2 separate regions of the Mus musculus genome follow, and region 2 is linked to region 1. Evidence: chromatin contacts called from ENCODE POLR2A ChIA-PET data. All regions are on one chromosome and are shown on one strand. The core of a region is the stretch at or near the end of the contact, and the rest is flanking DNA. Distances in the headings are between cores, read along the strand shown. Region 1 holds the start of Cfap97 (cilia and flagella associated protein 97). Region 2 holds the start of Casp3 (caspase 3).

The links. ChIA-PET counts read pairs that join two places held with the same protein, here RNA polymerase II (POLR2A).
Region 2: POLR2A ChIA-PET joins it to region 1 with 21 read pairs in Patski. The contact joins the promoter of Casp3 here to the promoter of Cfap97 in region 1. POLR2A ChIA-PET finds 5 or more read pairs at or near these places in 3 of 5 experiments (Patski and embryonic stem cell).

The regions. Positions count from the first base shown.
Region 1 is chr8:46,160,526-46,166,274 of GRCm38, reverse strand. It overlaps Cfap97 (cilia and flagella associated protein 97), which reads right to left and starts at 2,624. Exons shown (of 5, transcript NM_025747.4): 1 at 2,526-2,624.
Region 2 is chr8:46,614,082-46,619,830 of GRCm38, reverse strand. Casp3 (caspase 3) reads right to left here and starts at 2,540. Exons shown (of 7, transcript NM_001284409.1): 1 at 2,330-2,540. Primpol (primase and polymerase (DNA-directed)) reads left to right here and starts at 2,604. Exons shown (of 15, transcript NM_001001184.2): 1 at 2,604-2,697.

The DNA of each region.
Region 1 (5,749 bases), core at 1,375-3,874:
AAGGCCTGAAATTACAGTTGGCTGTTTCCCTCCTCTATCATTTCTGGCTAATAACTTTGCAATTATAATGGTTTTTATGTTTCCTTAAATTTCAAAAGAACAGTTTGAAAGCACAACCTCAAGTATTATAATAAACCACATGTCATAGCTCAATGTAAGATAAATTCAGTAGGCCATGCTAATCTTTAAAGCACAGCAGTATAAAAATTGAAAAGTGCATGCCACATTTGAAGTAATGTTTCATGAAATTTATTTCTATCTTTATATATATTCCATATAGTAGTACTTGATATAAAACTTGTTTCTTACTGGGGGGGGTCTCATCAATGAGTTTGAAATGTCACTGATCTATGGAAATTCCAAATTGTTACTAAATGGTAATATAAGAGAAATGGATGGAAATTTAAATTGAGTAGTCCTGGAGTTTCAAGTGTTAAGGGCAATATTATCTCATCTAGGATAAGTACTTCCCAAATGGATAGACCCAGCACTAAATCAACCTAAAAATACATTGTACGAGCTCTAACGTAAATCTCTTGAAATTGAAGAATTTCATACTAGACAAAAAAAAAAATCACTAAATGATGAGATAGTTTGCAGAATCGTAGCCATAACCGAAAAGTCAGTTTAGGACCACTGAGATCACTGGGTCAGTAATGGTGCTTGCTACCAAGCCTGCCAGCCTGAGTTTGGTTCCTGGGACTTACAGGATGGAACAGGAGAACTAAGCCCTGGTCCTCCCAACCTCCACAAGTACTAATGAGTGTGTCCCCCAATAAGTTTATTAAAGAAAAAAGCAGTCATCATCGTAACAGAAGTTATTAATGGTTTGCTCAGAAACAGTAGTACATCTTGACTAACAGACATGTGACATCTTACTGAAGTGTATGCTTAGGTTTATTCAGAAGTAGGTTGGGTGAGATAGAAAAGCTTAAATAGTTCCAGTGCTCCAGTTGGGGGGAGGAGAGGGCGCTGGCGTGTGTTTGTAAACATGGTGCTGAGGTGGTGGATCCTTAAGGACTTGCTGGCCAGCCAGTCTTCTACTTGGTGAGTTCTAGGCCAAACAAGGCCATTTCTCAAAAGAGACGGTGAATGGCACCGGATGAAGGACACAGGAAATTGTACTGTGGTCTTCCACACTGATGCTGTCTCGTCTAATTAGTTTCTAGGGGTCCAAGAGCAGAACGGGAAGAGATTTGTCTAAAACTTTGCCTACGGGAGTCTCCTCACGAGACTGGCTAGCGTTGGACCCCTTATAGCGTGTGCTTATAAATCAACTACTAGTGAAGCCAAATTAAGAGGATCACCTGAGCTCTGGAGAAAGATGGAGAGAGGAGAGGATGGGGCGAGGAGGAGGTGGAGGTATAGCCACTCTTACCAGACTGGGCGCTCCAGAGGTCTTTCTTGTTCACCTTTATACATCCAGTGTCTAGAAAAAGACCTACAACAGTTGGGTTTATCCCACAAAGAGGTCTGGAGATTTAAGGCTCAGCCCAGGTTCTTACTCTGCCTCCTATGTAAACAGAATAAAACCATCATGTTTCCAGCGTATTTTGATAATGTCCCTCTCTCCGCTGGAGAGGTGGCCCACTGCCTAGTGTATGTCAAATTTCTGGTGTTTATAGTCAGAATTTCTATTGGGCAAGAGTGGCTGTACACACACAAACTTAAGTTCCAGGAAAACTTAGCGGACGATCTCCCTCATTAACGATTCTTTTGCCAAAATTTACATCAAGGTTGCTTCTAATTCAACTTACATTCGGGAATAGGCAAGAAAAATTGTAGCTTTATAGGATCGTTAAGATTATCTTACAACACACGGGAGAAGGATAAAAATCAAAGGATGGTTCATGAGACTCTAACAACCCTCTGGTGGATCGAGCCAGGTTGCTGTCAAAGCTACCTGGAAGTTACTTGGAGAGTGATGTTTTAGCTTATGCAGAACTAGCAGTAGAAATAACAGCGCTTTCCCAATACACCAGAAAGAATACTCGAATAACCTGTCATTAAAAACGGCATTTTGTACATTTGAGATAAGTCCTTATCTGTCGATATGGACACAATAGGGCACCAAATTAAGCATACAAAAATCTTGGCTCAAACTGAACACCTGGTTTTCAGGAGTCTGGGGCTTCTTCCAGGACCCCAGTCGGTTGCCTCTTCACACTCAGTGCCTCAGAGCTGTGGGTTCGGGTTCAAGCGCCCGGAGAGGGGCAGCCGTGGGCTCGGACCCCGACTCCACGCCTCCTCTCGCGTCCTGCGGGCCGGGCTATCGTTTTTTTTTTTTTTTTTTTTTTTTTAATAGCGGTTACCACGTCGCTCGCCCTGCGGGCTAGCGAGGCCGAGGTGGCGGCGCCTAGGGCTGAGGACAGCCTGTGTCCCCCCCACCGTGGAGGCTCGGCGGTACCCACCCCGGGTGCTCGCCTCCGTCGGGCACTGAACCGGGGAAACGGACCCCGAACGCAGGGGAGGGCCGTCTCGCCCGCTGGAGACCGACCGGATGCGGAAGCCCGAGCGCCGCTCACCTGCGAACTGTGGCCGCCACGGACTCTTGCGCCCCGCGGAGCGTTCGGGTTCTCGCTCGCTCTGCGCACGCGCAGCCACACCTCCACCGTTCTCCCTCCCCCGCGGTAGAAGCTAACGGAGACCGGCGCACGCCTGAGCGCGGGCGGAAGCTCCGGGGGTTGGACTCAGCGGAAGGGGAAAGGCGGGGCGAGCGCGGAGCCGAGTCTCTGCCGGCGAGGGTGAGGGCTGCGCTCCTGTCGTCCGTAGTTCCGGGAGACCCGGTCAAAGTGATCAGGCCGGCGCTGCAGGGGCGACAGCTTCTCGGCAGGACCTCGCGAGGTCTCGGAGGCTCATGGAAAGGAGGCCACCAAGGCCTCCCTGTTGTCCAGGGCATCACCTGCTCGCCTACCCACGACGCTGCGGTAGGTCTAGACGTCCGGGATGGTTTCCTAAAAAGACGCTGTAATCTTGTAATTCTGTAACAAGATGACAATAATAAAAATGGAGGACGACTGTGTGTTTTGTTCGATTTTATTTCAGCAAAACGCTGTTTACACGAACCAGTCCTGGTGGCGGATGCCATTGGTCTCAGCACTTGGGAGTAGAGGGAGAGGAATCCCTGTGTTCTACATAGTGACTTCCAGGCCAGCCAGGGCTATATCGTGAGGCCCGTGTCAAAGGAGGAAAAAATTTCAAATTCAAGCATAGTTAATATGCACCGGGGCAGGTAACCCATAAAGGATGGCCCTTCTGATGGTGAAGGTCCACTTTAAGCAATATAAAAAATGATCTCTATAGACGGTTGAGTGCCTTAATTTCTTGTTGACACATCTAAGGGTCAGGAATGGCAGTACACTCCTGATCTCTATCCTCTAATCACCAGAGTACACGAATATGTTACTTTATCTGGCACAAGAATTTAGCTGATGCAATTAAATTTACATTATCCAGGAGCTCATTGTGTAATCAGCCACTATAAATCCCTATAAAAGGGAGAGGCAAAAGCTTCCAAGCCAGTTAGTTGTAGGAGCTGGGACACAAAATAGTTGAGTGATGTGTGGAAGAGTCAATGAGCCAAAGAATGCATGCATCTCTGGAAGACTGAAAAGAGGGGAGAAGTGGCTTCTACCCCGAAAGAACTCAAATATGCCTGGATTTTAGATTTCTGACCTCCACAGCTCCCTAATCCAAATCAATGAGTTGTTTTATACATCTAACTTTGTAGTAATTTGTTACAGCCATAATAAGTTCTCAGCACTTAAATAAAGGTACTAAGGAAGCAAGCACAAACTTAACATTATATCCTAGGGACTACGAGTGTATTGTTTGTCAGAGCCATGACAGAATAGCTAACACAGTGAGGAAAGATGTGTTGACTCACATTTTGAGAGGGTTCAGTCCTTCATGGCACTACAGAGCAGCAGTTTGTGGAATTATAAGACTGGAGAATCTGGCCTACAGGAAGAGGCCAGGGCAAGGTATAATGCTAGAGATACCTCTAGTGACCTTCTTCCACCTAGGCGCCACCTCCTCCCTATCACCACCTGCTAATAATGCCAGCATATTATGAATCCATCAAGGGTCACTTCATTGATGAGATCAGAGCCCACATGATGTCTCTGGAAATGCCCTCCAGACACACCCAGAGGTGAGCTTCACTAAGTGTCTAGGTGTCTAATCGTGTGTGTGTGTGTGTGTGTGTGTGTGTGATCACAACCACAGCCATCAGACTCAAGAAAGGACTCTTATTTTGAACAATATATTTTATATTTTTGGGGTCCTGATTATTAACAAAGAGAAACTTTTTTTCTTCATTTTGTTGGCTCAAAGACAGTATTTCACTTAATTTTTAACTAATGAAAAAATATTCTGTCAGGGTAGATATAAAGTGTTTGAGTAGACATTTCTCCAAAGAAGATACAAATAGCCAACAACACAAGAAAACACAGGGACTTCACTAAAAATGATTTGAACGAAAATAACCTCTATATGCATGTATTTGAATACTTGGTCCTCAGTTGGTGGAACTGTTTGGGAAGGAGTAAGGTGTGCCTTGTTGGAAGTGTGGCACTAGGGGTGAGCTTTGGCAAAGATCTCAAAAGCCTTCTACTGCTCTGCCTCCTGCTTTTGGATTAAGAAGGGAGTTGTCATCTGTCCCTGCTGCCATGCCATGCCTTTGCACTGCTATCATGGACTCTGACCCTCTGAAACTGGGAACCCAACTAATTGCTCTATTTTATAAGTTGCCTTGGTCACGTTGCTTTGACACAGCAATAAAAAAGTCGCTTAAGACACTACCCATTAAGGAACTGCATATCAAAATCTGTGAAGGCCTTTGAGATGATCGTGTCTGGTAGGTAAATGTGCTTGCCAGATGACTAGAATTAGATCCCAGAACACAAGAAAACATTCAAGGCCACGGAGACAGCACAACTGGTACAAAGTAATTCCAAAGGCAACCTGACAACCTGAATAGAACTTCTAGATTCCACAGTGGAAGTAAAAAACTGGCTACAACCTCACAACTTTTCTATGACACACCTGTGCTCACAAAGTTACCCTAGAACCACAGCTTCACTGTGGTACTTTGCTCTGTACCTGCACACCAAGCATACAAAGTCAGACAATGAGGTTCATTTTAGCCCCACTTGGAGAGTTACCATTTTAGAAGTAGCTGTTGCAAAAACTAGAAATAGACAACAAGATGGATAAGACTCAAAGAAATTGGAAGCCTTTTGCACAGTTGATACATAAGACAGCAGGATAGGAAATTATGGTATTTTCTTGAAAATAGTAAATAGAATTATATGAACTAGCAATTACATTTCAGGATATATGCTCAAAAGAATTCAAAGCAGCATCTTGGATATTTGTACATCTAGATTCATAGCATTGTTATTTATAATACTCAAAATATAAAAACAACCTGAGTCTATGAACATAAAATGTTGATACAGGCACTTGCATACACAGTGAAATTTTACCCAATCACGAAAAGGAACGAAATCCTAATACATGAAAGTTTAAGAAATGATGCTAAATGAAGAAAGCTAGTCAGAAAAGACAAATACATGATTCCATGTCTAAGAGGCTTAGAATAATGTAATTCATGCGAAGCGGTTCTGGGGAGGAGAATGGCAAGTTGTTTGATGGCAGAGCTTCTGTCCAGTTGCCTGGTAGAAAAAGTTTTGGACATGGTAGCGTAAGTTCTTTGGTGGCAGAGTATCTATGCAATTGCCTGCTA
Region 2 (5,749 bases), core at 1,291-3,790, 450 kb before region 1:
GAACAAGGACTATTATGTAGAATGTCACACATACTATTTCATCTGATCTTTACACAACCCTCTGAGCAATATAGATTATGCTTTATTTATGAAGAAGCTGGTAGGCCCCGGGCTCCTGGCCTCAGACAGTCAGATGATGATGATGGAATACCCTTTCCTCTCCAAACTTTTTTTAATCTGTTAAATGACTATATATAAAACAGTACTCAAGAATGTAAGAATTTCCACATCGTATTCTACCTCTATCACTGGGGTAGAACTTTAATATTATCTAACACGAAGATCAGAACTAATGCAATGTGTTTGAAGAAAAGACTGTGTTGTAACTTTAGAAAGCGCATGAAGTGAATGTGTTGCTAGGTTTGAAACCATAGAGTGGCCCTGGACCCGCTTCTATCAGATAAAGATACAGAATTCCTACTTAAAACAGCAGGAGGCAGAACCTTTCTGCAGGACCACAAAAGCAACCTGATTTAATTAGGTGCAGGATTTCACTTGTTACTTTGTAGCAGTTCGATGGCTACATTTCAATAAACTTCCACTCACTAAAAAAACACCTTCTCACTTTCCAAAAGCCTTAGTCTACTGGACAGCAAAACAAAGCCATTCTTTAAAGCTTCAACACCAGGTTGTCACAGGGTTCTACACTCCATACTTAGGGCTCCTGCCTGTGGCCACCATTAACATATCCAAAGTAACTTCCCAAAGGCTGGCCAAACCCCCAGCTTAGCATCTCCTCTGCTATTGTGTATACTCTTACTGTAACGATGGCCCCACATTTCCCACCCACCCCAATGGGTTGAGTAGTCACTTGTGGAAAAAAAAAAGCCAGTAAGGAAGGGAGCCAAGCTAAAGTTCGAGCCTACTGTTGTTTGCTCACAGTTCGGTAGGCAAACAATAAACAAGCAAAAGTAGAGGATATGACACGGCTGCTTTCAGGAAATGCCTGCCGCAAAGGGAGGAATGGGAAGATTCAGCTAGGAATTGCTAACTAAGGGAAACCTCCGTAGCAGCTCCTGTTCATAAGCTAATGTCTCAGGGGGAGAAAAGGTGAGCCAGTGGACTCAGAGGGCTGGAAAGAAAACCCGAAAAGGACACAGTATCCAATATTGCCTGGAGAGCTTCTTCATTCTGCTAAAAAGGGGGGGGGGCGGGGGGAGACAGCCAAGACCCAGGGTTTGGCTTCGCTAACCCGGTTTAGAGGATACGGTTTTACACTTAAGCCTTCAGGGTAAACATGAACATCTAGAAAACTGTTTTTGTTCGTGTCTTAAAGAGAGCACTGGAGAGGGGTCTTGGGCGGGAGACAGAGACCTGCAAGGAGGCTGCTTCAGTTCCCTGAGGTGGGCACAAGTCTGGCAGACACGTAGAAAGTCCACAAGACTCCGAAGAGGGGCCAGGTACAAATCTGTCAGACTCGTAGGTCTACAAGGCTCGGGGACTAACGGCGGAAGAAGTTGGGTCCACAAGAGGTGCCTGAGAAGGACGTTTCCTGGGTGACTCAACGGAGAATGAGGTAAAGACCCTGCTGTTCAAGTCGAACTTCACAGACTAATTAATAAGCGCGAAGAAGGGACAGTAACCGAGCATGGCTCAAGAGATGTCAATGCAAGCTCCTACAGTGACTTTGACCAACAAAGGAATGAGCTGGAGTATTCAAGGAGTAATGCTTAAAATCAGCTCTCCGCAAGAACCAAAAATCACAGTGCACTGGAGAAAACTAAAGGTGGAGATCAAATGCTCTTGTAACAGAGGGAGGCTGGGTCACTTAGAGCCGCCACAAGGTCAGCATCAGCCTAGCTTCCAGGCCCCAGGGCAGAACTTCCCCTATCCATCCTCTGCTACCGAGTCCACACCTCGGCCTGCAGATCCAGGATCCCGCCACCTCCCGCCACTCGGCTTCCAGGTTCACCCCCACACTATGGCCTCACCCCCTCCCGCCCCTGAAGCTCTGTACCCCGGGCGATCTCCAGATACCCCCCTGACTCCGCCTTTAAGCCTCAGCGCGGCCCGTGTGCCATGCTCGAGGGGTCTGAACCCGCTCCGGCTCACCCAGGTTTAGGGACACCGCACCGGCTCACCCAGGTTTAGGGACACCGGTTTGGCCTCCCGGGTCTGGGTTCTCAGCTCGGGATCGCGCTCCCGGCGCTGTTTCCAGCTTCTCTGCCTTCAGTGTTTGCCTGAGCAAGCCTGGAGGCAACACAAAGGATCCTCCGCCCAGATTGCCCGTTTCCCCCGCCTCCTCCAAGGAGCTGCAGACCCGCCAAAAGAGCGCCAGCTCCGGGGGACAACACAGGCCTTCGAAGGCGCGAGAGCAGCAGACACTCACCGTACCGTTCCAAGCTCCCCGCCGCAGGACACTGCGCTTTGATCCCACCAGCACCAACACTGCAACTGCAGCAGCAGCAGCAGCAACAGCAGACTACCGCCGGTCACGCCCCACGCCACGCCCCTTCTCTACCTCCCCGCCCCATCCCCCCTCACACACCCCCCAACACCTCATCTCGCACACGCCAGTCGCGATTGGTGGTTTCAGCCCCGACTGAGCCCCGTCTCGTAGCGCAGGCCCCGCCCACCCAGGGCAAGCCTAGGGCCCCGCCCCCTCCGGCTCCGCCCCCTCGCGCGGGTTTCAAGCTCTGGTTCCCGCCATCTCTGGCTCCGCCAGCTGCCGCCTCCGGCCGACTTGCGCCACTTGAGGTAAATTTTAGAGAGGTCTTTCGGCCACGCCTGATTCCGGGGGCGCCAAGATGGGCGTCTAGGGAGGCGCCTCTGCCAGTCAGAACTCTGGCAGGAGAAAATAGAGCTGTGCCCCGCACTCGGTAATTCTACTTCCTCTCAATTGCACCGAGGCCTTTCTTCACTTCCGTCCACCTCTTGCTCCCTCAGTGAGAGGTCCTGACTACCTTACTGAAATCTCTGACTGGTTTACGTCCTATTTCATTCAGACTCTGACTCTGGGAAGTGGGTTTTGTTTTGTTTTGTTTTTGCATAATATACGAAAACACGAGCACAGCGATCAGCATCGAATTTCAGGGGCCCAGAATATTCTTAAGGACAAATGTACTCCAGAGAGCAGCCTCTTGCCTTCACCGCCTTTGCTTCGTTGGATGTAAGGGACTGACGTACACGTAGCCACACAGATGTCTACCGTTCGTTGCGTGTGGAATTCAAGCTCTTGCATTTCCATAATACATTTTTTATTTTTTCCAGTTCCATCAAAGGCTTTAAAAGGATAAGTGGACGGGCAGTGGTGGTGCACGCCTTTAATCCCAGCACTTGGGAGGCAGAGGCAGGTAGATTTCTGAGTTCGAGGCCAGCCTGGTCTACAGAGTGAGTTCCAGGACAGCCAGGGCTACACAGAGAAACCCTGTCTTGGGGGGGAAAAAAAAAGAAAGAAAAAGATAAGTGGTTTGCTCTCATGAAGAGCCATAGTGGTTAAATGTAGATTCCAGAAACAAATTGATCTATCATTATCCCTCCCAAAGTAAGTTAGAATCAGCCATTTTCTGTTGGACTTTAGCAGTAGGATGCATTCAACCCTCGCAGTGCATCGTGGAGGCTGTAGTTCACAAGGAAGGGTCTAATTGAGAAACCCCTTGTGCCCGGACCCCTCCCTGTGCTAAACGTTCTTAACAAAGTGATACCTTAGATAAGGTATCCTCAGCAGTTTCCTGCCGTTAATGTTGACTTCATCTAGAGAAGTTCGTTAGAGCAAAACATCTGGAGGTGATAGTTTTCATCTAAGCCCTGTAATTTCTCCTCACTGTGGGGACTCAGAGGGACCTGAAGCCGCCCTGTAAATGGGGACCCAGAGGGACCTGAAGCCGTTCTGGGCCTCAAGAGAGAAAGAATTCATGAAAAGCAATGTGACTGCTTTCCAGGAGCTGGAGTAAGATGGCTTTCTGAAGTGATCTAAAAGCGGGGCGTGGTCACTCTCTTCCATTTGGCGAGAAAACTGAACTAGAAGTATAATAGGTAAACGTTTTAGGGCCTACATCTGCAAGAAGACTTAGCCTTCATAAGCTAAATTACTATAGCAATTACATGATAAGTTAATCATTTGTAAAAATGGTGTGAAGGTCATTTATCTGGTAGAGTTTTGCTCTTTGGGGTGGGAGACCAGGGAGGAGGAAAAGAACCAACACCTGAAACAGTATACTGTTATAGGGTTTCTTATCCCTCCTACTAGTTTTAGGGATATTTAAAAAATGACTTCTGGGGCTGGAGAGATGGCTCAGCAGTTAAGAACACTGACTGTTCTTCCAGAGGTCCTGAGTTCAATTCCCAGCAACCACATGGTGGCTCACAACCATCTGTAAAGGGACCCAGTGTCCTCTTCTGGTGTCTCTGAAGAGAGGGACAGTATGCTTGCATACATAAAATAAATAAATAAATCTTAAAAAAAAATACACCTTCTGATTCTAGGCAGTAAATAAGTGGGACAGAAGAAATTCAGTCTTTTATATTTAATTTCTTAAGTTGTTACACATTCTAGAAAGTAAGCTTATATAGTAATATGTTTGTAAGTAAACCTTAATAGCGTACTTTAAGATGACTACTTAAAGATGAATACTTAAGTCGTAGATATTGTATAGAGGGATTATAGAGTGCATTTAAAAGGTGGTGAAGGATTGGTTGGGTAGTTAAGAAAGAGCTCTTGCTCTTCCAACTCAGGTGGCTCATGCCACTTGTAACTCTAGCTCTAGAGGACCCAGCACCCTCTTCTGACTTTCAAGAACACAATCCACATTTACACAAATACACGCAGATAAATAAAGTATAACAAGCGTTCATAAATGATAGCATATTAAGAAGATGTTGGGATAATATAATAATAATAATATTAAGAGCTTGGGAGATGGCTCAGTTGGTAAAGTACTGTCTGGATAACCATGAAAACCTGAGCTTGCATCCCCAGCACCCATGTAAAACACCTGGTGTTATGGGAAGGTAGAGACCATGGGATCCCTGGAGCTTGCTGGCAGCTGGCCTAGCCCGATGGATGAGCTCCAGGGTTAGTGAAAGATCCCGTGTTAAGAAATAAGGTGGAGCCGGGTGTGGTGACACATGGCTTTAGTCCCAGCACTCGGGAGGCAGAGGCAGGCAGATTTCTGAATTCGAGGCCAGCCTGGTCTACAGAGTGAGTTCCAGGACAGCCAGGGCTACACAGAGAAACCCTGTCTCAAACAAACAACAACAACAACAAACAAAAACAGAGGGATTGAGGAAGATACCCACCATTTTTTTGGCCCACATGCACACTCATGCACAAAAGTGCACGTGTAACATATGCATGTGAACGCAGGCACATAAACATGTGTATATACACACAAAATATTGTTGAGGATTTTAAAATAAAAGAACATCACAAAAAATGGAACTATGATATTTCCAGTAAACACAATACTGATGAATTTAATCTCAGGGTTGAGGGAGAGGTTGGAGTAGCGGTTAATTGCTAATTATATAAGAAACTATGGTATGTGTAGTGGCACATGCCTAAAATCCCAGCACTTGAGAGGCTGAAGCAGCTTGAGGCTAGCCTGGGCAACCATAAAAACCTCTTATCTCATAAATGAATGAATGAATGAATGAATAAATAAATAAATGGAAGTGAGAAACCTAGCCTGGGCAACCATAAAAACCTCTTATCTCATAAATGAATGAATGAATGAATGAATGAATGAATAAATAAATAAGTAAATAAATAAACAAATGGAAGTGAGAAACCAGGAACCCTGCTAAAGGA